Linked DNA regions of Homo sapiens: regions 2, 3, 4 and 5 are each linked to region 1. The links are chromatin loops, found by intact Hi-C in ENCODE. Cell type or tissue: endothelial cell of umbilical vein. All regions are shown on one strand. Each heading gives the region's core, and the rest is flanking DNA. Links, peaks and the distances in the headings are about the cores only. Region 1 holds the start of LOC105376364 (a long non-coding RNA gene). Region 2 has its middle 26 kb from the start of LINC02660. Region 3 holds the start of LOC105376375 (a long non-coding RNA gene). Region 4 has its middle 19 kb from the start of LINC02660. Region 5 overlaps LOC107984195 (a long non-coding RNA gene).

Region 1 (4,965 bases), core at 385-4,384:
TTGATAATTGCCATTACTTTTAACGCAAAAACCTCAAATACTTTTGCGCCAACCTAAAAGCTTTAGATTTATTTTCAAATAAAGTATTGTTGTGATTAACAGATTAATAAAAACATGCCAGGTCTTAGTTTTAATGATTAACTTTGGGGACTGAGTAGACAGTAAACATTTGGCTAGAATTTCCTGTCCTCAGATACCGTGCGATTGAAAGAAAATCCGCTTGGTGATGTGCTATTTATAACACTATTTTAAAAGGTTATCTTGTTCAAATGCAGCATGTGCTTAGGAGTTAAATCCCAGAACTGCCTGACCAAGAAAAAAAAAAAAGGTGCTTTAAAGTAGCATGTTGTCATAGTAGTGTGAAAATGTGAAGGTGCGACTGGCCGTATGTGAAATGAACGCATTCCCACAGTGACTCCAGCCTCTGGTGAGAAATCCCGAGTCACTCTCATGAGTCGAGAAGCCCTCACCAGATGGCAGGGCAGAGAGTTGCTTCCTCAGTGCTTTCAGGTAAAATCTTACATGACAGAGCACAAGAAAACACGTTACTCTAAAAAGCAAATTGACGGAATCTGTCATTAAAAAAAAACTAAAATTATACAAGACTCTTCATGTCTCAAGGAAAATAATGGAGAAGAAATGTCAGGCGCTGTGGTTTTTCTGAATAGATTTGAGCACATATGCACCACAAGCCATTTTTTAGGAAAGTCAACTTTTCACACATTTACAGAAATAATTTGCTTCAGATCTGCAAAGAAGGCTTGAAGCCACATGTGTTTTCTAAACTGCCAATCCACGATAATGTCTGGAGTATCTTTTTTTTTTTTTTAAATACCTAAATTAGATCTATGCAGAGTGTGGAAACAGCAGATAACTAGCAATACAGAGTTAGTAGAGGAAAAAAAAGGAACTTTCTTGAAGCGTCTCCCCTCCCCCAGACAAAGTAAAATGACTGTATTGTGCTGTTATCGACAGAGTTGCACGCAGCAAATGCTCGAATCATTTCAGAGATAATGAGACATTATGTTTCTTAGTTCACTATTTAAAAATATAAAACCAACAATTACAGATGGAAACTATTCATTCTGAGATTTATGGAGGGAAAAGCAGAAAAACAAAAAAAAAGTCCATGTCTTTCTAATGGCTGCGTATACTGCAGATAATTGAGCCACAGAAAGGGAGTTGTGTTTACAGAGAGAAGCCAGCGGGCAAGGAAGATGTGCTGTGGGTTTGGGCCTGGTTCTGACACAGTCTCAGCCTCAGGGAGGCCTCTGTGGCTTCTGTGCGTAGAGGCCACAGCCATCACCTCCCTGGGTCTCTGATCTTTCGTGGTCTTGCAATAGTTTCCAGCAGTGGGAGACCCCGTTACAAAATAAACGGTACCTCAGGCAGAGACTGATCTCACTAGGGAAGCCCATGATTGCAAGAAATGTCACACGTCTAACTACGGAGACAGGAAAGCCTTGCTATTTGAATCATTGAAGTCTGGGTGGGTGTACTAGTGAATATCTCATCATAGAATTTAAATGATCTTTCTCTATGTATTTTCAGCACTGTTCAGCAGCACAGGCATTGTTCTGGAGTAGCCCGTGAACTGTAAACAGATTCTCAGTATGCAGCAGGCAAATCGCCTTGGGTGGATACCTGAAACTTTAAGTGTTTTAAGCACTTGTCCTGAGATACATTTTTTAGATTATCAATTTGCACTGTGTAGATGTCAAAGCTTAATAGACAAAGACAAACTTCAGCCCAGCCCTGGTCATAATGAACAAAATTTCTGAAGTTAATAAAATCCTTAAAAAGTACATTATAATGTGTTTAAAAAAATCCATTTTTAGTTAATAGCAGTAATGCTACTATTCAGTGTTATAAACGGTTTTACAACCAGATTCAAACACTAGAATCTATGCCCTTCAAAAACATTAAACATGTATTTACTTTCATTGAAAAATACTCATTTGATTTTATTATATTTGTGAAAACATATTTTGCAGTATTTAAATATTGGCGTATTAACTGATAAATTATCTCCTGGTTCCTAGAAAACGTTCATTAAGATCTCAAAGGCTTTATCTGTATTTTACATGTTTCTCTGAAGAAAATGTATTATTTAGAAAACAAACAGTGTTGCCATGTGATAGGTTTTTTTTCAAATGAGACAACACAACGGAATAAAATATATGATCTGTAGCTGCTGAGGCTGAGTCAGTTCCTGTTTCAATAACAAGAGTGTCATCTGCTAAACTCTAACCAGCACAATTTGTCACCGTGGATGTGGCTTTATTTGTACATGTTGCCAGAAAGTTCTTAGGGAAAATTCACTCATAGTTTTCATACCAAAAAAGAAACTTTTGGTGAGCAGTTCTGGCTCCGGCTGTGGCCTTGTTTATTATTTATGCTGTAACCAATGCTTCCCTAATGGAAGGGTAATGCTTGCCTAGCTACATAAAATAATGCCTCAGTTTTCTCTGGGGAATTAATAATTTGCTCATGTCACCCCAAAGCTCTCACACGCTTGTGCGGTAGTTTTCCAAACAGTGAGCAGTGCGCCCCAATGGCATGGCAGAGAGAATTCCCAAGCTGAGAATCAGAAGACCTGCAGTTTTGTCTGGCTTTGCTAAGTGACTTTTGGATCTTGGACTTCTGTTTTCACATCTACAGAATTATGCCATTGAATAACATGTTCTCTATGCTTTCTTCTAGCGAAAAACTCTCTTAATTCTTTTTCTAGAATCATGAAATTGAGTTGGCAGTCTTTGCTTGGTCAGAGCCTGATGTTTCCTGAATTTAGAACTTGGTTCCCCCGAGACCCTCTGGACTAATTTAAAATGATTCATCCGCGTGAGTCATTGCCCTGCTGCCTTCAGGACAAGATGTCTATCTATTGTCTTGCTGCTACCATTTTTTACAAATAACTCCAGCTCAGCAGCTGCAGACTCGAGACCCTGCACCTGGTGACATCGGCCGGAAGACATCAGCTGGCTCTCTGCAGACACACCTGGAGGGAGGGTTTGGGAGGAAGGGGGCTGGGGCCTCCGGTCTGACCACCTCTGAAACACCATCCCAGGCTGTCTCTGAGGTTCATGTGGTTTGGGTCAGATTCTCAGTAGAATGAGAGGCATTTCAGGGACCTTCCAAGTCCTGAAAGAAGCCACTGGGCAAATAATTGGGTGTCACATTCCTTTTAGAGCCAGAAGGAAACAACATCCTATCAGAAGGAAGGGGAATTTCCTGCCATGAAAAGGAATCTTAGAGCAAAACCGAGTCATGGTTTTGCCCGAATTTTAAAATCCTGTTGCTTATATGGAAGCATATGGGTCCTAACAATTTCTCTTTCAAAATCCTCATAGTGAATGACATTATGGCCATGTTTCTCCCTCAAGTGTGTCTTAAAAATGCATCTAGAGTCTAACTATAAAGGCATCATTCAGTTGTAATAATTAACATCTTATTTGCATTCAGTACAATTCTAAGTTCCACATAAGTGTCTAATCTGGTGATGGGCGTTGTATGATTGCTAAGTAAATATTTGCCGTTGGTTATAAAGAATGAATAAGATGGGCACGGCCCTGTTTTCCTGTTGTCGTAGCCCAGGGTTGCCTTCTCTATAAACTATGTGTGACTGCAGCTGAATCAGTGAAGCCATCACCACCGGCCTCATGCATCACTGTCCTGTGGACCTGTGAGTAGTTCCAACACTCCCATGTGGTCAGCCTGCTTTACTTGAAACTCAGTTACATAAACCTGTTGAAGATAATGCTGCTATGTGATTGCTGACAACTTTCCAAATGCCCTGTTTGCTGCTCAAGCTGATGTTCCCAAGGAGAGAGTTGCAAGTATTGGAGGAAGCACCACCCTCAGGGAATGAGCTTGCAATCTGCTTCTCTGTGGCCCTGGGTCAGTCCCAATGTGAGCATGCCAAAGAGGACCCAGGCTGACGTTGGGGTTTCCATCCGTTCAGAATGACTTGATCCTTCCCTACCAATTAGAACTAATTAGGGTCTCTGGGTGCCATGAAGATCACGAGAAATGCAGAGTCTACTCCTGAATTGCTTTGTTTCATCAAATGTCTGTGGCTAGATATCAACTAGGGTTGCCATTTCCTGCTTCAGTTCAAATCAGACCGATAATTGCGTTCTGCAGTTGTCTCCAGCTAGCTGGTCCTCCCTTCCAGGCCCTCTCTCTGCCAGTCTGCTCTGTGCTTCAGGAGAATAATCCTCCTGCCATAGATTGATGGATGCCTGCACACTGCTTTCACTTCCCATTTTAAGACCTCATCCCTCCAGGCAGCCTCCCTTGGTTTGGAATCTTGGCTGTGAATTGCCAAACCTCAAGCCCCCTGCAGACTTACTTAGCTCTGCGTCCCTATAACATCCCATAGCTCCAGCCGTATCCGTCTGCATCCCAGCCCGCAGTGCGGTCAAGAGCTGTAAAGTCACTTCTCTCCTTCTGGCTGGTTGTTTATGTGGACTGACTGTCCTGCTGGCTGCCTTTGCTGATGAGAGTGTTGCCTTCCACAGAGATCAGGCCACCTGGGAGAGCCACTTCTGTCCACCCATCCCTGAGGGGATGCTTCTCCGTCCCTTCTGCATGCCTCCTGCACTCGGTGGCTGTGCTCTGGGAGAGTTACCCTGCGATCTACACTTTCGGCTGCACCACCCTCTGCAGTGAAGAGTGTCTAAGGTTTCCCTACTGCACAGAACACTCGAGATCCGTGGTGTGACAGGAAGAGCTTTCCAGCTGCGTGGCCTTGGGCCGTCTTACTCTCTGGGCCTCAGTTTCCTCATTGGTAGCATGGAGCACTGAAAGCTACGAACAGGAGCTGTGAGGGTGAATGGAGGATTCATGCCAGAGCCTGGTGGGATGCCCCTGCAGAGCAGATGCTCAGGAAACCCTCCTGCCAGCTCCTGGGGAGCACGGGAGGCGCTGGCTCCTTAGTTCTCTATGGAAGGACGGTTCTGCACC
Region 2 (4,965 bases), core at 586-4,585, 81 kb after region 1:
GCACCACCATTCCTGGCTAATTTTTTGTATTCAGTAGAGATGGAGTTTCACCATGTTTGTCAGGCTGGTCTTGAATTCTTGACCTCAGGTGATCCACCCACCTCTACCTCCCAAAGTGCTGGGATTACAGGTATGAGCCACCACACCTGGCCATGTTAAATTAAACAAAGGGAATACTCCTTTCATATTAATTAGAGTTTAACCATGTCTTAATTCATGGGTGCAACTTTGGTCTATGGGCTAGAAAGGTTTATAAGGAGGTTAGCATTGATGATGTAAAAATGGTTGTAGATGAATTTTCCATCATTCATGGTAAACATTTGATTTTATAAGATGTTTGTCATGCAAAGACATTCCCAATATTCCTTAATACAAATTGCTGAAATTGTGAAATGTGGTAGTCATTTTCATGCAAATTAGATAAAGAAAACCAGAGACTATTGTTATGTGGGGAAATTTCAGATAAGTGGGGTTCAGGAAGGAGTAGAGGAGAAGAAACTGGGGGCAGGAGGACGCTGGCAGGGTCGTCATGTCCCAGGGCTGGGCGGCCTGGGGTGTAGAGCAAATTGAGGGAATGCTGGAGGCTCTGATTGATGAGCAGGGGTAATGCTGTTCAGGCAGCTGCTTGGAGCAGAAAACATGGGGTCCACTGTGCTCACCTGCAGGGAATGAGTAATAGAGAAATGGCAAAGGCAAATCATCCTTTACTGAAAACAACAACAAAACAAAGCAGAAAGAGAGTTCAAGGTGGTAACTGGAGGATACAGCAGAGCCAACAACTTCTTCCACCTCCAAAATAAAACGTCAGACCCAACCACATCTTCCACCTCCAAAATAAAACAGGATCCAGACTACAGGAAAAAAGGAGGAAGACGAAGTGAAACAGAAGAGGTTGAAGTCGTGGGAAAGGGGGCAAAATGGAAACAACCAAACAAACACTGTTTCTGTGTAGAAAAGCAGGGAGTGATGTGTAGGGAACAGGTGGAGGAATTACGTTTAAAGAAATGTGAAAAAAAAAAAAAGGAAACTTACAGTAGTAAGTGGATGTATAAAGGAAATCACAAGGAAACCAAAATCCTTTAATACTATCATCATTTAAAATCCGTCACATGGGCCAGTCACAGTGGCTCATGCCTGTAATCCCACACTTTGGAGGGTCGAGGCGGGTGGATCACTTGAGGTCAGGAGTTTGAGACCAGCCTGGCCAACATGGTGAAACCCCGACTCTACTAAAAAATACAAAAATTAGCCAGGCATGGTGCTGCGCACCTGTAATCCCAGCTACTTGGGAGGCTGAGGTGGGAGAATCACCTGGGAGGTGGTGGCTGCAGTGAGCCGCGATCACATCACTGTACTCCAGCTTGGGCAACAGAGCGAGCCTCTGTCTCAAAAAAATAAAAAATAAAATAAATCTATCACATGGATACGAGGTTTCCATGTCAAGTCTCTGGAGACTCCTAGACTTAGAAAAATGATATTGATCATTTCATCGAGAGAACCGAATGTAATTTGTGCAGCATTTTAAAAGAAAGATTTCTTACCATCTAGTTGCTTTCAAAGTTAGTGTGGCCTAATTTTATTATCTTTATCAAACTAACATTTGTTTACAATCTTTCTTAATTATTTGCCATTTAGCTTTTTAGGGCTTTGTTCCCCCCCATGCAGACACAGAGTGGCATTTGAGTGACGTTGACTTTTGTAGTTCTATTAAAGGAGGCTCCCAGGACTGCAGGCAGGTTCCAACTGCCTCACCAGCACTGCTGCTCCATTCCCTGGAAGGTCCTTGAGCTGGACCTGCCAGGCTGACGATCTATAGTCAGAAATAAGTCACTTTTATGGGATTCGAATGCAGCTTGAAGTAATCCTGACTCCAAAATTCTTCCTTCTTTGCTTGTCTGTGACCAGCATTATATGGATGAGAAACGGGACTCACTGGCAAGGAGACTGCGTAGTTGCTGGAGTTATACCTCCCTACTTCTCCTCACTTAACACACATCCACCTAGCAAAGCACTCTCCCTCAGATGCAAAGCCAAAGCGGCAGCAAGCCCCATTCCCTAGACACTCAAGAGCTGTTCTCTGTGCTGCAGCTGAAGCTGGCTTCAGACCCCTTGGGCGGGCTCCCAGGCAACCTACAGTGCAATGACAGCGTCCATCGCCCCCTCTCCTGCAGAAGGCCACGTTACCATCTTGACCATTTTTCGCATCATCAGTGCTAACCTCCTAACCAAACTTTCTAGCCCGTAGGCCAAAGCTGCACCCCTTAGTTAAAACACAGTTAAACTCCAACTAACCTAAAAAGAGTATTCTATTTGTTTAACATCAGGGAGCACTAATATAGCAAATATATCAGGTAGCCATACACCCAAGGTCTGGGGGCTCCTGGGAGCTTCACCCCCGCTGCAACAAGAACAGAGCCCGATCTTTTCCATCACTTGTTTATTATTATTATTATTATTATTATTATTATTATTATTATTATTATTATTATTATTTTGTAAAGGGGGCTGTGGGCGCTCCACTCCAGCTGCGCGGGAAGAAGGAAGCAATGCTGACTTGACCTTCTGCAGCCGCGGAGGGGGAGATGGATGCTGTCCTGGTGCTGTAGGCTGCCTGGGAGCCCCGCCCCGCGGATCTGAAGAGCCCTCCTCCCCTCGGGAGCTGTTTAGGCAGCTTCGGGTAGAGATGGAGGCCTAATCGTTTTCATTATCTTCTGCATATCCACTCTTTATTTTCTGAAATGCTTACGAATTTTTTTCTTTCATATTTATCACCTTAGAATTTGGTAGCAGTATTTTGGAAAAATGTTAACGCCTGTCATTGTTCGGAAATTTCAAAGAACTTCTGACATTGCCTTTTTCTACTGATGACAGCAGTGCGGCCCCAAGCTGCCTGCCTTTGGGAGACAGAGGAGCCACACTTGTACATGCTTTGAAAGTGAGAAACTTACAGAAACCTAGAAAAAGGATTTTGGACCTCAGGATCTGAATGGTTCTTGGAGTTCTTTGCAGATGAGGTAATGTTTTGGTTAACTCATAGGTCAGACCTGCTGTCCTTAGCTAACTTGCCCGGGAGGTTTTTAACGGAAGGCCTGTGTTAGCACAAATCATATTTCCTGATGACGAGCAGAGACCTTGATCTGGTCTTAAAGAACGCGTTTTCCAACTTACCCTGGGACTTTTTTGAATTAGCCGGCCACATATACCAGGGTTCTCAGAGGATTTTTTCCCCCCTTTCTCTCTGTCTCTTTCTGGGTTTTTCCTATTACTAATTATACAGGCAAGAAGGTAATGATTTCTGGTGTTCTTTCCTTTAAACCTCTACTTTGAGATCAGCAGCCCGGGACACAGATAAATAGGTCAGTTATTACTGACGTCACAGGGAACTCCTGGCTCAGATTAACCGCGCAGAGATGGACGCCTGTGAGTGTGTGCAAGGGGTGATGAAACATAAAGTACAGTCAGTTCATTTAACAACAAATTCCAGCAACAGATGATAGATAAAAATAGATCCTGAAGGATCTATGTAGATCTAAATAGATGATCCATGAGCCACATAATTAGGGAATAAAAGGACTCCAGTCTTTACCAGCGAATGTAAAATTGGGTAGGCAGACTCAGACCCTTACTTATCAGTGGATTCCAGCCCTAATTCCAGGAGGCCTCACCTCACCTTGGGGGCTTCTCTTTTCCTTAACCTAACTGGTTAAGCCAGGAAAGCTGTGAAATACCTTAGTTACTTGGTGAAGAGCCATTATTACCAGATTATTATCACATTCTCAAAAAGCTTTGCTGTGAGCTGGGCAGGTGCGGCGGCTCACACTTGTAATCCCAGCACTTTGGGAAGCCAAAGTGGGCTTGGGGCCAGGAGTTCAAGACTCAGCCCAGCCAACATGTGGAAACCGCATCTCTACTAAAAATACAGAAAATTAGCCGGGCATCGTGGTTCATGCCTTGTAGTCCCAGCTACTTGGGAGGCTGAAGCACGAGAATCGCTTGAACCTGGGAGATGGAGGCTGCAGTGAGGTGAGATGAGGCCACTGCACCCCAGCCTGGGAGACAGAGCGAGACTCTGTCTCAAAACAAAGAAAAAAAAAACTTTGCTGTGTTTCACATTTTAAAAATTTTATTTTCCATAGTCTCCGGTTCCCAGACATTTCCTGAGACTCCTGTTCATTCAAGAGAGGTGGAGAAAGCCATAAATGAGAACAAACCCGTCCTTCTCACTAAGGGGAATTTCCTGGCAAAACGGAGCCTGGCACGTCAGTGTCTGGGGTTAGTTACTATCACCGCTGCTCTGGGACTGAGTCACAGCTTCCTCCAAGGCTTAGGGTGCCCCAGACACAAACTAGTTTTCTAAAACTTCTCAAGGCATTCCGTTCCTCCTTCGTTCCAGCCCCTCATGTTATTAACTCACCTAATTCATCACATGGGCATTGTGTACAAAGGCACTCTGCTACTCACTGAGGATACACATTGTTCTTAACCTCAGGGGACATTCCTCAAGGAATTAACCAAATCAGGAGATCCTTACCTGCAGGGGTCAGACAGGGAGCTGAGGACAGCCCCCGGAGGACAAGGTCCTGAAGGCCTGGTTTGTAGCTTCTGTGCTGTGCTTATCATTGGGCCTGGCACATTGATCTCTCCATAAACTCGTGTAACTTAAATGAATGATTGAGTCAGAGCACAGGGCAGAGAGCTGTTTTGGAGGCCACTTATCTTCATGTCATAGTTACCCAGACATAAGACCAGAGGCGTTCCCTTTGGTCTCATATATACATATATGTATTGTATTTTTCCCTAAAATTATTCCTTTGTATTATTTTTGCAATTATAAATGTATATTTGCAATCTGAAATGCTGAGTTTCTTTTTTACATCAGGAGCAAATATCCAAATTTTCTTTTGTTTGTTTGTTTCTTTCTTTTTTTTTTTTTTTCCTGAGACAGGGTCTCACTCTGTCATCCAG
Region 3 (4,965 bases), core at 346-4,345, 960 kb after region 1:
GTGCAGTCATCACAAGGCTTGCTCTCTTTGTGTTTGTAGTCTTTAATTAGTAAGCTTTATAGCTGTGCAAATTCGCAATCTTTATCCACCATTCTGAAATCCAAAATGCAGTAAAAACAAATAGGAAAAAAAAGAAAAAAAGATTGTCCGTAATGTGTTTAGCCACAGTAACTGACCTGAGCTAATGACAACCTATTTAGAGTCCCTGATTGTCACCGCCCTCAATTTCATACCAGTGGCCACAGAATCCATAATGAGCTTAATTACATGGAGCTGCCCCATACCTTGCTGGGGGGATTATATAATATACTGTTTTGTAATGTATTACCATTATAAAATCCAAAAGAAATGTAAAAAATCTGAATTTTGAAACACATAACACCCGGGATGTTTTGGATAAGGTTTAAGGAACATAACCCATTGACTGACTGAGCCCTGCAGTCCTTATTAACACAAGCATTATCTTGAGAGAACACACTCAGAATGGAAGGACAACCTAGATCTCGTTCAGCCCAGTTCCTCCCATTTCACATGGAGAAACTGAGGCCTAAGATGGCTCACCCACCAGGTTTCACACATTCTTATATGTCACAATCTGTAGATTTGAAAATCTGTCAACTCTTCAGCAAGGGTAGGTAGTTACTAAGACAACAAAGTGATAATTAGTAAGTCATCATTAGTAGGCAACATTTTGAAATAATTATTACTAGGTTTAACAGATTTTAAATGTTTTCCTGGTTCATGCTATGAAAGTCATTAATGTTTTTTTTTTTACATGTTCAAGCTTCTAATCATTAAAAAAATAAAAGCTAGTTTAAACATTGGACAAAAGAAAACACGAGCTATGCAAAATGGGTTAAATATCATTAGAAAGATAAATTTGGGGGGCATAAATTCCACCTTTTAAATAATAAAGGATTGTTTTCAAGAGAAGATTTTTGCCAGCGTTTTGTCCAAGACATTTTCTAATGAGGTAAACATCAGGGAAGTCATGTCCTCTAATTGTTAATTTCCAGTTCAAGTAGGCATTCCAAATAAAATTTATTTTACAAATTTTCTCATAATGTGGTCAAATATGCTTTACAGTTATTTATGCAGAGACCTCAAAATACAATCAGAGAGGTTTTGCTGCTTCCTTTACTTGGAGTGAGATGATAAAATCACCAAATGCTAAATGTCAGAAGGCTCCCAGGGAACATCTGATGTGGTCATTTGCTTTGATGAGTAAACCAAGGCCTGGACACTTAGCTTTTGTTAAAGGTCCTTCTACTTAAGAGTAGCATATGCTGAAAACTGGGAGACCATTTTTTTGTCTTCTAATGGTAATAACAATAATAATAACCAGTTATTTCAGCCAGGCAATCGGCAAAATGTTTTATCTGAATTTATGCATTTCATCTTACTTCTAAAGCAATATCGCCACAGATTGCCTTTTGTCAAAATGAAACTCAGTTAAATGGTTGCATTGATCTTAGCAATTTGATTTCCACATACTTTCAAAAGAAAACCATATTTTATTTAATAAAATAATATTTTTTAATTCCATAAAATAATTTTTTTTTCTAATCAGACATTGGATTGTAATTTTGCTTACCTTGTATTCTCTGATTATGATATATTAAAAGTTATTCCACTGTTAAACTACCATCATCTTTTCATTAGCTAATAGAAAGCATTACCCATTAATAAAACAAATATGGATAGACCTGGTAGGACATTTTGGTTTTCAGAAATTTATCTTTTCTTACCTGTGCAACAAAAGCTTCTAATTTCTTTTCTTTTCAGCATAAATGATCATGCATGGTTCTTCAGACTGGGTTCAAGCCATTTAGCAACATCATCAAGAAGAAATAATGTTAATTACCAAAAATGAATAAATTTTTGAGAGTCCACGGCTGCATAATAATTCTCTGTAGCTTTCAATTATCAGGTGAGGTGATTATTTTTGATGAATCAAGCATTTTTATGAACTGAAGCTTTCAGCACTCTTCTTTGACTACAGTGCAATACTGCAGGCTATTGTCAACACCTATTTTTTGAAAAGTAGCATACATTCCCGTTGGCATTCTGGCAACAGAATAGAAGCTTGGGCTCCTTAAATCATCCCCATTAATATGCTATTGTTGACTGTATAAGAAATATTTTCCTAGTACAAAGCAAATGTGTAAAAAAAAATCTCTCTCTCTCTCTCTCTTTCTCCCCCTGCCCCCACCTTCTCTCTCTCTCTCAGAAATAGCCAGAAGCTAGACAGGAAGCATTTGGCAAAATGACACGTTAGTTTGCAGCTGGAAACAGAGAGGACAGGAGAGCATGTTCTCCCAGAAAATGCCTCTTTTCTAAAACTATGAATGTTCTTACAATAGAAGAGTCTCCACAGATAAACATCTGCTGAAAAATCTTAACTTGGATGATCAAATGCCATCCGCCACCCCATCAAATTTTGATTATTGGGCTAGAAATCGTATTTGCTGAGGGATAATGTTGCTGAATCAATGAGCGATGGGTTCTGTCATATGACCAAGACTCATCACGACCCTCCTTAGCTGGTGGTTGAAGTTTAAACTTAAGAACTTGAGTTTCCTCAGCTGTTAAACAGAAGGCTTGGACCAGAGAGTTCTAAAGTCTCTTTTAGTTCAAAAAGTCAGATATTATGTATAATTATTAAAAAATTATTACAGATTCTATGGTTATCGTTTTAAATGCTATTATCATTAAAGTCATAATTTTTTAGGAGTATTCAGAATTAATTAGCAAAGAAAGATGCCATTCTTGGTTATTTTCTGATAATGCTGAGGATTAAATAGGTTGTTGCACCATCTGCTGGTAGTCCTGAGGCTGTCTGATTAGGTGACAGCAATGTCCTTCCTGTTTTAATGGGATATTTCATTCCCCTCTCCTATTGCTCCAAAAAACCTTCCAAAATGTTTTCCCATCTCTATGTAAGGTAAATACAAATGCCAAGATCGTTATTATGATCTACAAATAATGTAAAATTGTGAGCTCTAATTCATATATTTTCATCATATTTTTCTTCAAAGAGGGACTGAGATATACATTTTTAAAGTAAGATGTCCAGATTGAATTGAATGATATAAATAAGTGGAGCATTTGCACGCTAACAATGTAGTATGCAAAATGGAATTCCTTTCCCATCACCAGATTCCCTCCAGGAAGCTAAAGGCTGCAAAGTAAAGTGGCTTCCATGGCTACAATACTCTAACTCTGCTTCTCTCCATAGGCACACTAACAGGGTCTTTCCTAAAATGACACTTGGTGACGCGTCATACATATGCATGGCTTCATCGTGCCAAGGAACAGGAAACAACGTGAGCAGTTTTGTGAAAGGGATAATTTGATTCAAAGTTATGTTGAATACAGCAATGTTAATGAACAAAGAACAAAGAAACTGTCTTCTTGTTAAAAAATGCACTTTTAGTAGAATTATCAAAGGAATAAATAAAAGAATTCTTCATTATTCAACACCTTTAAAGTTCCCCAAAACATGCCTTTTTCAACAACGCAGAGGTGCATTTGAAGATGTTCTGTGTTTCTAGATAGGGTGAATATTTGTCTCTTTTAGGATAAACAAAAAGGTAATATAGTTTCAGTGATTTTTATGGTTCTAGTATTGAAAAAGTTAACTGTATTCTTCCACCATGCTGCACATGAAACAGGCTTTTGTAGAGTCCTCTAGAAAGTCTATAGTTTAGGTGGCTGTGGAGGCTGCACAATTCCTGTCTCAGGCCATGTGAGCTGAGCACCCTGAAAGCAATGAAAGAACTGGGAAGACATCTTTCAATGCTGAAATCTGAAACCTGTCCTTGAATATGAGAATAATGGATTCCAAATTCTACAAAACATTATGGAATCATATTGCAATATTTGGAAGCAACCTCGCAGCTGCCCTCTGGAACTGCTGATAAACATGATGGTCATAAGCGTACACAACATGCAAAGCAAAAGTGATTGTGAATGGAATCCACATTTAGTTGAGCCCAGGAAGAACTGGCAATATGTTCTTGACTCAGTTTTGCCAAAAGAATCAGAGGATTCTCCTGGAATGCCAGCTTCACTGGTTGGAACTCTTCTGGAATCCAGGACAGTCTGTGATTTATTCACAACAAAGGTGAGGTCGGATATGCTCAGGATATGCAAACTTATTTTTGCATATGCCTGCAATACATAATCAGCATGAATAAGGTTGTACAATTTGGATAGCCGACAGCATAATTTGCTTTATGTCTTTCTTTATTCCCTCTGACCTCACCCTCTACTTAGGTGGGGGCTATGGAACTAAAGAAAGATCATAGAGAAATAGAGAAATTCATTAAGGGGCCCCTTAATGTTCAAGGGTTTTCCTTCCTAGGGCCACATTCCAGGATTCCTAAAGTCAACAAGAGACACTACTTCCATGCCAGAACACTCCAGTGAAACCCACGTTTTCATTTCTCTTTCTACAATGGAGTCAATGGGTTTGGATGTGTTCCTTTCTAGATTGCTTTTTGGCTTTCATAAATTGTATGAGAAGTTATTTAATTGACTTTGATATGGGGGAAAGCAGTAAATATTTAAATCTGATGAGGATGCTTTTGAAGGAAAATCATCCTGGCCCCAGGATAGCTCATCTTGCTTAACATATTTAGGGCTGGGCAACAGAGTGAATGGAAATGTCAGGAAGAACATAATCCAATCCAACTAGTGACTGCACAAGCCAGGCCTTATTAAATAAGGTGACAGCCAAGAGGGCACTGGAAGCCCATTGCCCTAACTCAGTTAGTCCTGTGTGCTTTCAAGAGTCCTAAACAAAGGGGAATTTGAAATAACAAATTTGAACACAGTCAATATGCAAACACATAACTCATAAGAAGGCATATTGATATTAAAATTTTAAAGTGTAAAGGTGCTATAGATATCTCGGCCAAGTTATCTCTGACTTTTTCAATGATATTTACAAATCTGTCAATT
Region 4 (4,965 bases), core at 370-4,369, 87 kb after region 1:
TCCTCTTGCCTCAGGAGGAGGCTACTGACAAATGGACCTGATTGCACCTGTGTTTTCTGGACACAGTATCAATCCACATGGTGCTTTTTTTTGGGGGGAGGGGGGCAGGTTCATAATATAAGGCAAGGTTCAAAACTGGAGGACTTTACATACACATCTAGATTTCTATCTTTTCTTGAAAACCCTGGAAATCTGGGAAGACTAGATCCAAATTTCCTTGATTGGAACAACTGGCCAGAGTTGAGTTCTCACTACACTTTGCCACAGTCTCCAGCACTCCCTACAGCCCTGCACTGAGGCTGATTACCACTTGCCAGTCACTGGGATGCTTCTACACCTGTGTTTATCGCTCCCAAGCTTCACTTCTCAGTACATAATCTTCTTGGCCCATGTTAGCATTTGAGTTTGCAACCTCGACTCAACATCATATTTTCTTCATAAAATGGTAGCTTTGTCAGAGGTGTTTGAACTAGGGCGACTCCATCTTAAATAGAGAGTGGATAAAATAAGGCTGAGACCTACTGGGCTGCATTCCAGGAGGTTAGGCATTCTAAGTCACAGGATGAGATAGGAGGTCGGCACAAGATACAGGTCACGATAAACCTGATAAAACAGGTTACAGTAAAGAAGCCGGCCAAAACCCACCGAAGCCATAATGGCGGTGAGAGTGACCTCTGGTCATCTTCACAGCTCATTATATGCTAATTATAATTCATTAGCATGCTAAGAGACACTCCCACCAGCACCATGGCAGTTTACAAATGCCATGGCAGTATCCGGAAGTTACTGGATATGGGTCTAAAAAGGGGAGGAGCCCTCAGTTCCAGGAATTGCTCACCCCTTCCCTGGAAAACGCAGGAATAATCCAGCTCTTGTTTAGCATGTGATGAAAAGATAGCGAGTATCCTTAGATGAGCCACCCACGCCGCTGCTCCGCCTATGGAGTAGCCATTCTTCTATTCCTTGATTTTCTTAATAAACTTGCTCTCACTTTACTCTGTAGACTTGTCCTGAATTCTTTCTTGTGCAAGATCCAAGAACCCTCTCTTGGGGTCTGAATCGGGACCCCTTTCATGTAACAGCTTTGAGGGTTTTTGTAGAGATAATCCAATTAAATTGCATTACATTTTCTTAACCTGTGTCACAGTAAGATAAGATTCTTTGCCCTGTCTTTTACCAGTAGCCACCTGGTATCATTGGCGTCACCTTTAACACCTAACAGGGGACCTTACCCATAAACATCATTCCATCTACATTTTATAAAGCATTCTTCAAATGCATGAACTTATTTAGATCTCAGAACTTATTTAGACAATTCAGAAAGGGAAGTTTCATCATCTCTAGTTTATAGATGGGAAACTCAAGTTTAACGACAGTAAGTTGCCTGAAGTTAATCAGTGATTTGAAAGGATGAGATTTGAACCCAGAAGACCTGGGACTGACAGCCCACAACTTGATCCCAGGTCTTCTGGCTTCAAACCTCACCCTCTTTCTACATTAAGATGTTGACTCCTTGATAAATTCTGGTCCAAACAGTTCTATATGTATTATTGTCAAGAAAAATAGGCACTGGCTGGGTTTTGTGGCTCATGCCTGTAATCCAGCACATGGGAAGCCAAGGTAGGCAGGTCACGTGAGGCCGGGAGTTCAAGAGCAGCCTGGCCAACATGGTGAAACCCTGTCTCTATTAAAAATACAAAATGTAGCCAGATGTGGTGGTGTGTGTCTGTAATCCCAGCTACTTGGGAGGCTGAGGCATGAGAATCGCTTGAACCCGTGAAGCAGAGTTAGGTTGCAGTGAGCCGAGATTGCAGCACTGTTCTTCAGCCTGGGCAACAGAGCGAGACCTTGTCAAAAAAAAGAAACAAAGAAAGAAAGAGAGAAAGAAATAAAAAGAAAAGAAGAATAGGTACCTAACCAGCCTTCTGGAAGTGTCCAGCTAGATGTTTTTAAAGACAAAGATTATAAGTATTTAATAACAAGGCAAAAAGAAAAATTACTATAGAGAGTGGCTTCTGGGTTTAGGGAATCTTTGCAATAATTTATCAGAGAACGGACAGCATTCATACCACTGTTACCATATATGCTTCTGACTTCATGCATATTTTCATGGTAACAGAGTGGTATGAATGCTGTCACTTCCTTGATAAATCATCACATGGCAAGTCATGATTTGATGGTGGGAGATAAGGAGTGTGCTTACTTTTTGATGTTCATGTTGGTATTACAATAGAAATTTTCCTTTCCATATATTTTTCTGGATAGCTCTATATTTGGTTGCTAACTGGTGGTGAAAACAAACTGATTATAGTGTTACTACCTTTCTTTAGCCAGTTTAAAATAATGATAACAAGCTAGACTTGGGAGGGCTTACTCTGCATGTGTATTCAGCTGAGACCTGTTTTGGTTGCCCACATCTTTATATCTGTGTGAAGGTGTGAGGTTTCCAAGCAAAAGGTGGCTGCAGTTAATTTGCTCTCAATTGCCTGTCACCTTCTGTGCCTCAGTGGCCTGTCAGGGCCCTAAGGAGAAGGAGAGCTGCTTTCCCAGAGTGGAGGGCTCTGATTTCCAGCCCTCCAGCAGCCTGCCCTCCACCACTCCCTGCGTGGGAGCAGATCTGATGTGCCAGGTTCCCTCCGGGGCATCCACCCCTGCCGTCTCGGGGATGGCTTCAGTTGTTTCTGTGTCAACGGTTTCCTCTGAGGGCCTCTGCTGTGTGGCGTTACTTCTCAATTACATGTGCCCGAGACATTTTCCCTTCTTTTTGACATTTCAGAAATGCCATTTGATATGTTAACTGACGCTGTTATTTTGGCTGGAGCAATTTATAAAAGGTGTGTTTCTTTCAACTTCTGCTTTCTCCCAGGACAATCACTTACACACTGGAAAGCTTTCTCTGGTCGTGTGAGACTGCTGTGTGTGACACTGTAAAACAGCAATGGTGACACTCTCAAGGTGGTTCTGTAGAGTAGAATATATACATATATTGATGAGTTTCAAATATTTAAAAAAAACATATTTTGTAAAATCATTTACCATAAAGGAGAAAAAAGCAATTCGTGTGATGTCCCCAAGCCACCAAATTCGTGATCTAATTCATTTCTGGACAATGGTTCTGAATAGAATCATGAGGAAGGAATAGCTTAATCAATGCTTTTATATGTCCTCCCGGAAACTGAATTTATACCAACCCATTCTCTTGCAGAAGAGATCAAGTCATCCATTTGAACTTTCTTTTCAATTTCTAGCTTAATATTAAAAAAAATACTTTTTGCAGGAATCCTTTCTTGGCTTGAAGACCCTTGGGTTTATTCGATCTGGTCATGGATCTCTGTCCACAGGGAAAAGTGTTCTTATGACCCATATTCCAGCCCTTATCCCCCTGTTTTCTACGAGAACATCACAGCCCCTAAAAAAACAAATTGTGTGAGGAACCGCAGTAAGAAGATTTGAAAATGAAGGGAAGAGTTAGTTGAAAGCCACGTCCACAAGTATTTACATCGAGGTTAAATGTTAAGAAATTCCCTGACTGGGACTTTTTATAATTGCAGTGAATTAGACAAAAATAGATTTCAGTTTAAAAAATGGACGGCTGACTTTGTTCATCAGTGGAACTACATTTAACATGATGGACTAGAAGTGAAAATCCTAAAGGGGGAAATATAAATTGGCTAATTTGTGGTTGCAACCTGACATTCTAAAGACAGAGGAAAATGAAGTCAACTTGCCTGTAGACAGCTGGGTGATGTGGTTTTCAGCTGTTGTTTAACCTTCTCAGTGTTTATCACTGTATATGGACTGTTTACCCTTTTCTCTCTTTCTGCTTTTTCTCTTAGGCATTTATCTGATTTCTTACTTTCCTAAGAGCCCCTCCCTGCCTTTTCTCTCACTTAGCCCTTCTCCTCAAAGCCCTCAGTATTGATGTGGGATTGAGGAGACGGGATCAGCGATGGGATCGGAGAGGGCTGGAATCTGTTTCTGGTGGAGGGAAGGTTGCATCAGCCACTTCCCTCGGCTCCCGTAGAGGCCATTCCTAGCGAAGCACGTATGTCTCACTGTGAATCCAAAACAGAGGTGCTTAGAGGAGATTTACTCCTTCAGTAATATATCCACTAAAAGGTTCAGCCATATGCCGGGTCGAGCAAGTTAAAAAAAAAAGAAAGAAAAAAAATGTTGACTGGTCCAGCCTCTGCCATTGTGATATGTACAGATATTATTGACAGATTCATATATAAACCTCTGAGTTCCCCTGCAGAAAAAGCTACTTTGGGCTGGGTGTGGTGGCTCATGCCTGTAATCCCAGCACTTTGGGAGGCCGAGGTGGGCAGATCACTTGAGGCCAGGAGTTTGAGGCCACCCTGACCAACATTGTGAAACCCCGTCTCTACTGAAAAAATACAAAAATTAGCCAGGCATGGTGGCATTGACCTGTAGTCCCAGCTACGTGGGAGGCTGAGGCAGGAGAATCGCTTGAACCCGGGAGGTGGAGGTCACAGTGAGCCGAGATCGCGGCATTGCACTCCAGCCTGGGCAACAAGAGTGAAACTCCGTCTCAAAAAACAAACAAAAAAAGAAAAAAGAAAAAAAAAAGTTGGAGTGTGTGGTCTAGGGAGGAACGTGCTATTCCATGTCCTGTTTGCATCGCTCCTTGCTTATCTCAGCTCTACTATGACTTTTCTGTTATTATTATTGTTACTGTTATTTTTGGGAGGTAGTGAGATGGCTCTCCAGCCAGCCTGTCTTGCTCCTATCCTGGCTGTATCCTTTCCTAGCATGTGATGTTGGATGAATCACCTGGTAAATCTGTTATTTCATAAATGCTGATTATTAACACTGGTTCCTCCTCTAAGTTCTCTGCTATTATTCTCCCTTTCCTGCCCCTGCTTATCATTCTTGTGCTACATTAGTCTTATTTGTCTTCTCACCAGTGGCTAAGACATCTTATCCTTTGACTAATTGTCCTCA
Region 5 (4,965 bases), core at 567-4,566, 240 kb after region 1:
TAGTTTCCTCAGCTGCTTGTTACTTATAGAAATTTATGGGTCTTAAGAAGCCATTTCTTTTTGAACTGACTCTTTCCTTTTCAGTCAAAGCTAGTGGTTCATCTGCTGCTACACTTGTCTTGAAAAATTGTGTGGGTCTCCCATGAATCTTATTGTAGAGTATTCCATCTTACCAAAGCCATACCTAGAAATGTCTTTAAGATAACCCGTTTTGACCTTGGCATCCTTTCTAAACTGCTGAGGAACAATAGTCTTATGCTTCTTAAAAGCTTTATTGTTTGAGTGAGTGATTTTCTCAGACTTCATCTAGATTTTTCTGAGGCTTTAAAAAGAATTTGAAAACCACACCTGGCTTCAACTTTTTGCCATGTGTTTCTGACAGTACTCTGGGTTTTCTCTTTGCCTGGGAGTCATTTCTTAATTTTAGCATTATTTATTTTTAGCATTATTTATCATCAGGGGAGGTTGATAATTTTCAAAATTAAGGAGTCCTTGTTTCTTTTTTTGGTATCTGTTCTTCCTTTAGTTGATCTCTGTCTTCTTCCAAGAAGCAGCCCAATAGCATTTTGAAAACTCTACCTGGAAATTTTAGCCAATCACCAGGTTTATTAGGTGCATTTTCTATTTTTCACATTACTGCAAGTGCAAATATTGGTAAACTTTCTGCCACTATGTGACAAGGATCCAGTTTTCTTCCATTTTCAACAACATTTTCTTCACTTTACATTAAGCCTTCCCCTATAGCCTTCTCATAGCAACCAGCAGATATTTATTTTCGGTGTTTTCAAGGTTCCTCTGGTTGTCACTTACACCTTCCTCAATATTTTCCCAACTCCTCACTGCTTGTGCATCTATTTGTGCTACCAAAATCTACAATAGTTATCTCTTGCTGAATTAAAAAAATCACCTCAACATGGAGAGGTTTAAAGTTTTAATGCAATTATTATCCTCTCAGTTTCTAAGAATCAGGAGTTCAAGATCAAGGTAATTGGAGTCTCTCAAGACATTGCAGTTCAGGAGGCCACTGGGGGCTTCAGGACCTGAAGACCTTACGGGGGGTTGAGGATCAGCCCCCAGGGTAGCTCCTCCCATGGTGGCCAATGTGTGGTGGTTGTTGGCAAGAGGCCCAGTTTCTTCCCACACTGGATTGCCCTTATGGCTTAGCCATGGTCTTCCCCAGACTGTGTTATCCAAGAGAGAACAACGTGAAAGTGACAGCATTGCTGTGGCCTCACTTCAAAAGCCACTTTCACCTCTGCCAGACTCTATTCACTGGAAGCAGGTCACTCAGTCCGGCTCACTTTCAGAGGAAAGGAAAATTAGACTTGGAAAGGACAAGTGTCAAAGAATTTGTATGTGCATTTTCAAACCACTGCACAGTAGCTACATGATTTGTGGAACTGGCAAGTCTCTAGGGAGGACGAGATTCAAAAATGATTTGAGCAGGCACCTGCCACCAGTGCTCTGTGATTCTCATGGATTTGCCAAACCCCATGGAACATCTTTATCCTCATGATCATTTCCCTCATGATGATGAAATGGCTGCAAAATTCCCAGGAATTGCATTTGCATCCCGTGCTATCCAGAGGAAGAGAAAGAACTTTTCTCCTAGAAGTCCCAGTGACACTGGAGAAATAGAACCTGGGCAGGAGACAGAATGATGCTTAGTTGTTTCTGGTCAGGGAACATATACGATGCCTCGAGTAACAAATATATGAACTGTTTACTGTCGTCTTTAGGGGGGTCTTATAAGGTGAAAACATATTTAATCTTAATTTGTAATGTAAAAATGCAGACAACCTGACTCTACAGTCCTGTTTCATAAGGCTGCACTGTGTCCGTGTGCTAACAGTCGATTGTAAGGATGAAGATTTTTGTCTCTTTGGCCCACTGTGCAGCAGAGCCAAGAACAAGGCCTGACACAGAAGCAAAAGAGGTGTTGAAATATTCAATAAAGGAAAAGGTATCCATAGGATAATAACCATTGCATGAACCCAGAAGCAGCGTCTCTGGTACAAATAAGTTGTTGATTATTGGCGACTATCAGCCTGTTGATCACTATGAGCCAGGGCACGTTCAGCATTGGTCCCTCTGGTCCTGCTGTTCTCGTGGACACTATTTATGGTTCTTCCAGCTCCAGGCTTCCTACCTCCTTCCCCTGCAAAGCCCTCTGTGCACCTTATCTTTCTGGAGCAATGAATACAGACACTTCCTTCTCTGCAATAGGAGGAAGTGATTGCATGTGTTGGGACCCTTTGCCAATTGCCAAGAATTTCTAATTCTGTCCCATTCATTCATCAGTAAGAAATATGAAAAGTAGCAGCACCTTCTGAGCATTTTCTGAACATTAATAACAAATTAGCCTGTTGATGAGGTCACGTTGGTCCACTTGTATTTGGTAAATGAGTATTTTTTAAGAAAAATAAATAAATAACAGGAATATATTGCTTGAGAGTACCTCTGTGATTCAGAAATATCTGGAGTTTCTGGAGGAAACATAAAATCATGTTTCTTTCCCATTTGTTGAGCTTTCTAAGGAGGAAGGAAGTGAGAAAATTTGGAAAGTTCAGAAAACATTAAAATAAAAATCATCCAATTGTTCCAATGCATGAAAGAAAAGGAACAAAACTAAAATTTTCATCTTTTGATTGTCACTATGAAACACTAATTAGGAGGGAAGTGAAACCAATCCTAGTGTTGGGATACGACAGGTCAAATTCCGTTTATAAGAAAAAAAAAACCTAGCATATCAATCCCTAAGGGTCTCCTTTAAAAAAGACAGAAGTTTCTATACTAGTCTATGGATCAAGCTCAAGTAATTTCTTTTCAGTGTTGGAATTCTGATCAACCAATCTCTTCCCAGTTTCCCTGAGGTCTCTCTCCTTGGTTCATGAACACTGTCTCTTCCTCATGCCTCTTCCCACCATCTTTCCTCCATGAGTGTCTGTGTCTTAAGCTCTTCTTACAAGGACACCAGTCATACTGGATTGGGGCCCATCCTAATGACCTTATCTTACCTTAATTACCTGTAAAGACCTTACCTCCAAATATAGTCACACTCTGAGGTATTAAGGATGAGGACCTTTAACACATGGATTTTGGGGAACATGGTTAATTCAGTCCATAACACCAAAAATTATTTTAAATCAGAGTTCTTTGAAAGTGAAAGACAATCTCTTGTTTGAGTCCCCTACCCCACCTCTCTAACCAGGTATGGAGTTTTAGTAAGCCTGTCCTCGTGTATCCCACATGGACCAGAGGTGACTGGACACACTGTAAACAGCATACTTTACTCATGAAGAAGAAGTGCAGCAGCCAGAAGAGGCTGTGGGAAACATTACATCCCTGCGGAGCTAGGTCACTTTGGATGAAATATTTATTTTCCATTTTTTCCACCTTCGGAGACATGGAACATTTTTTTTCCTGTTTTCTGTTGGTTTGCTTTTTTTTTCTTTCAGATGTTGAGGTTCTAAAATTTTAAATATCCTTAGCTTAGCTTAGCCAATAGAAAAAAAAGTTTTTTTTTTTTGTTTTTGAGATGGAGTCTTGCTCTGTCACCCAGGCTGGAGTGCAGTGGTGCAGTCTCGGCTCACTACAAGCTCTGCTTACTGGGTTCAAGTGATCCTCATGCCTCAGCCTCTCCTGTAGCTGGGATTACAGGTGTCTGCCACCACAGCTGGCTAATTTTTGTATTTACAGTAGAGACCGGGTTTCACCAGGTTGGCCAAGCTGGTCTTGAACTTCTGACCTCAGGTGATCTGTCCACCTCGACCTCCCAAAGCACTGGAATTACAGGCATGAGCCACTATGCCTGGCACAAAAGTTCCTTTTGAGATCAAAGAAGATAATGGCTTGTCATTAAAATTGTATTTTTTGCATTGAAAAAAAAAAAAACTGCTACCATGGATGGAAAACATTCTAATCCCCTTTCCACCCTCACAAAGTATTCAGATGAGGGAAGCAGGCTGGGTATGGGACATCTAAGAGTAGATTCTGGCTCTGTTGAGACTTTTTCATATTACAATAGCTCTGAGCTTCTGGAAACTTAGGCTAAGGGACCTGATTTTCTAAGACTGCATGTTCTAAATAACAGATAAAACAGCTGAGTCTCCATTTAGCCTGGTCACTTGTGTCTCTTCCATTTCTTCTTAGGAAATGCAAAATGGTGGTGCTCTAACAAATAGGAAGCATTTTAGAAAGCATAGCTACTCTCAATGCATTAACTAGCAAGATGGAAATAAATACACGCAGCTTGTATCTTCTGATAAAACTCTATGACAGAGAGGAGGGAGCAGGCCTGGGTGCATGGGGAAGTGACACCTCCTGAGCAGCCAGGGTGTCTGATGCTGCCTGAATGTCCGGTGATCACATGTGATTGGCTCAGGAAAGTCCCAGAATATTTTAGGGTATTTAAGGTTTTGACTGGCAAGTAAATTTTTAATAACATTATTTTCTTACGTGCAGCAAATCATCTTTTGTTTTTTAAAGCATGCCCTTTTAGAAAATAGCAGTTCACTTAAAACTGAACTCATGGCGGGCGCCGTGGCTCACGCCTGTAATCCCAGCACTTTGGGAAACCGAGGCGGGTCGATCACCTGAGGTCAGGAGTTCAAGACCAGCCTGGTGAAAGTGCAAAATTCCGTCTCAAAAAACAAAAACAAAAATAAACAAACAAGCAAACAAACAAAAAAAAACCTGAACTCACATGACAGATTCGAAATATAGATTCTCAAAATAATTATTAGATATTTCCACTCCGAGGAAGACTATTGCTCTCACCCATGTTTGCATCTTCTTATTTGAAGGGTGACTTTATAGTATCCAAAAAAATTGGCTCAAAAAAAGATGAACGTTTAAATCTAAGCTTCCTTTCTGCAGATCTGTATACTACATCATTTTAGGTTATTTCTTACTTTTTGTGTTTTAAGAAACAAATTGGGGTGTAGTGTCTTACTAAGCTATTTG

Evidence for each region. Peaks named below come from ENCODE experiments on the same cell type or tissue, not always from the same donor. Only the 100,000 strongest peaks of a DNase experiment are listed, where the experiment ranks them.
Region 2: it touches region 1 in a loop (6-fold over the local background); 26 of 110 quality-filtered maps call a loop at or near these places.
Region 3: a loop joins it to region 1, with 10 times the contacts of the local background. A loop is called at or near these places in 4 of 110 quality-filtered maps.
Region 4: a loop joins it to region 1, with 7 times the contacts of the local background. A loop is called at or near these places in 21 of 110 quality-filtered maps.
Region 5: a loop joins it to region 1, with 8 times the contacts of the local background. A loop is called at or near these places in 3 of 110 quality-filtered maps.

What each region holds. Positions count from the first base shown.
Region 1 is chr10:3,803,156-3,808,120 of GRCh38, forward strand. It overlaps LOC105376364 (a long non-coding RNA gene), which reads left to right and starts at 3,563. Exons shown (of 2, transcript XR_930580.3): 1 at 3,563-3,682; 2 at 4,521-4,965. RefSeq lists enhancers at 266-577, 674-985, 2,514-3,015, 3,016-3,517, cis regulatory regions at 345-512, 2,764-3,031 and a silencer at 3,422-3,716. In endothelial cell of umbilical vein, for the core only: no CTCF peak of the experiment used is centred there; DNase peaks (open chromatin) are centred at 1,536, 2,196, 2,856 and 3,636; H3K27ac peaks cover 3,520 bases.
Region 2 is chr10:3,883,760-3,888,724 of GRCh38, forward strand. No RefSeq gene overlaps it. Among named protein-coding and RNA genes, the nearest start is that of LINC02660, 26 kb to the right of the region's middle. In endothelial cell of umbilical vein, for the core only: no CTCF peak of the experiment used is centred there; DNase peaks (open chromatin) are centred at 3,072 and 4,262; H3K27ac peaks cover 2,570 bases.
Region 3 is chr10:4,764,422-4,769,386 of GRCh38, forward strand. LOC105376375 (a long non-coding RNA gene) reads right to left here and starts at 2,072. Exons shown (of 3, transcript XR_930599.2): 1 at 1,749-2,072; 2 at 1-93. In endothelial cell of umbilical vein, for the core only: a CTCF peak has its summit at 2,825 (motif pointing left); a DNase peak (open chromatin) is centred at 2,810; H3K27ac peaks cover 3,761 bases.
Region 4 is chr10:3,890,378-3,895,342 of GRCh38, forward strand. No RefSeq gene overlaps it. Among named protein-coding and RNA genes, the nearest start is that of LINC02660, 19 kb to the right of the region's middle. RefSeq lists enhancers at 2,797-3,996, 3,900-4,417 and a silencer at 4,883-4,965. In endothelial cell of umbilical vein, for the core only: no CTCF peak of the experiment used is centred there; a DNase peak (open chromatin) is centred at 2,304; H3K27ac peaks cover 3,246 bases.
Region 5 is chr10:4,041,896-4,046,860 of GRCh38, forward strand. All of the region lies in intron 2 of LOC107984195 (a long non-coding RNA gene), which reads left to right. Among named protein-coding and RNA genes, the nearest start is that of MIR6078, 53 kb to the left of the region's middle. In endothelial cell of umbilical vein, for the core only: no CTCF peak of the experiment used is centred there; a DNase peak (open chromatin) is centred at 2,196; H3K27ac peaks cover 1,893 bases.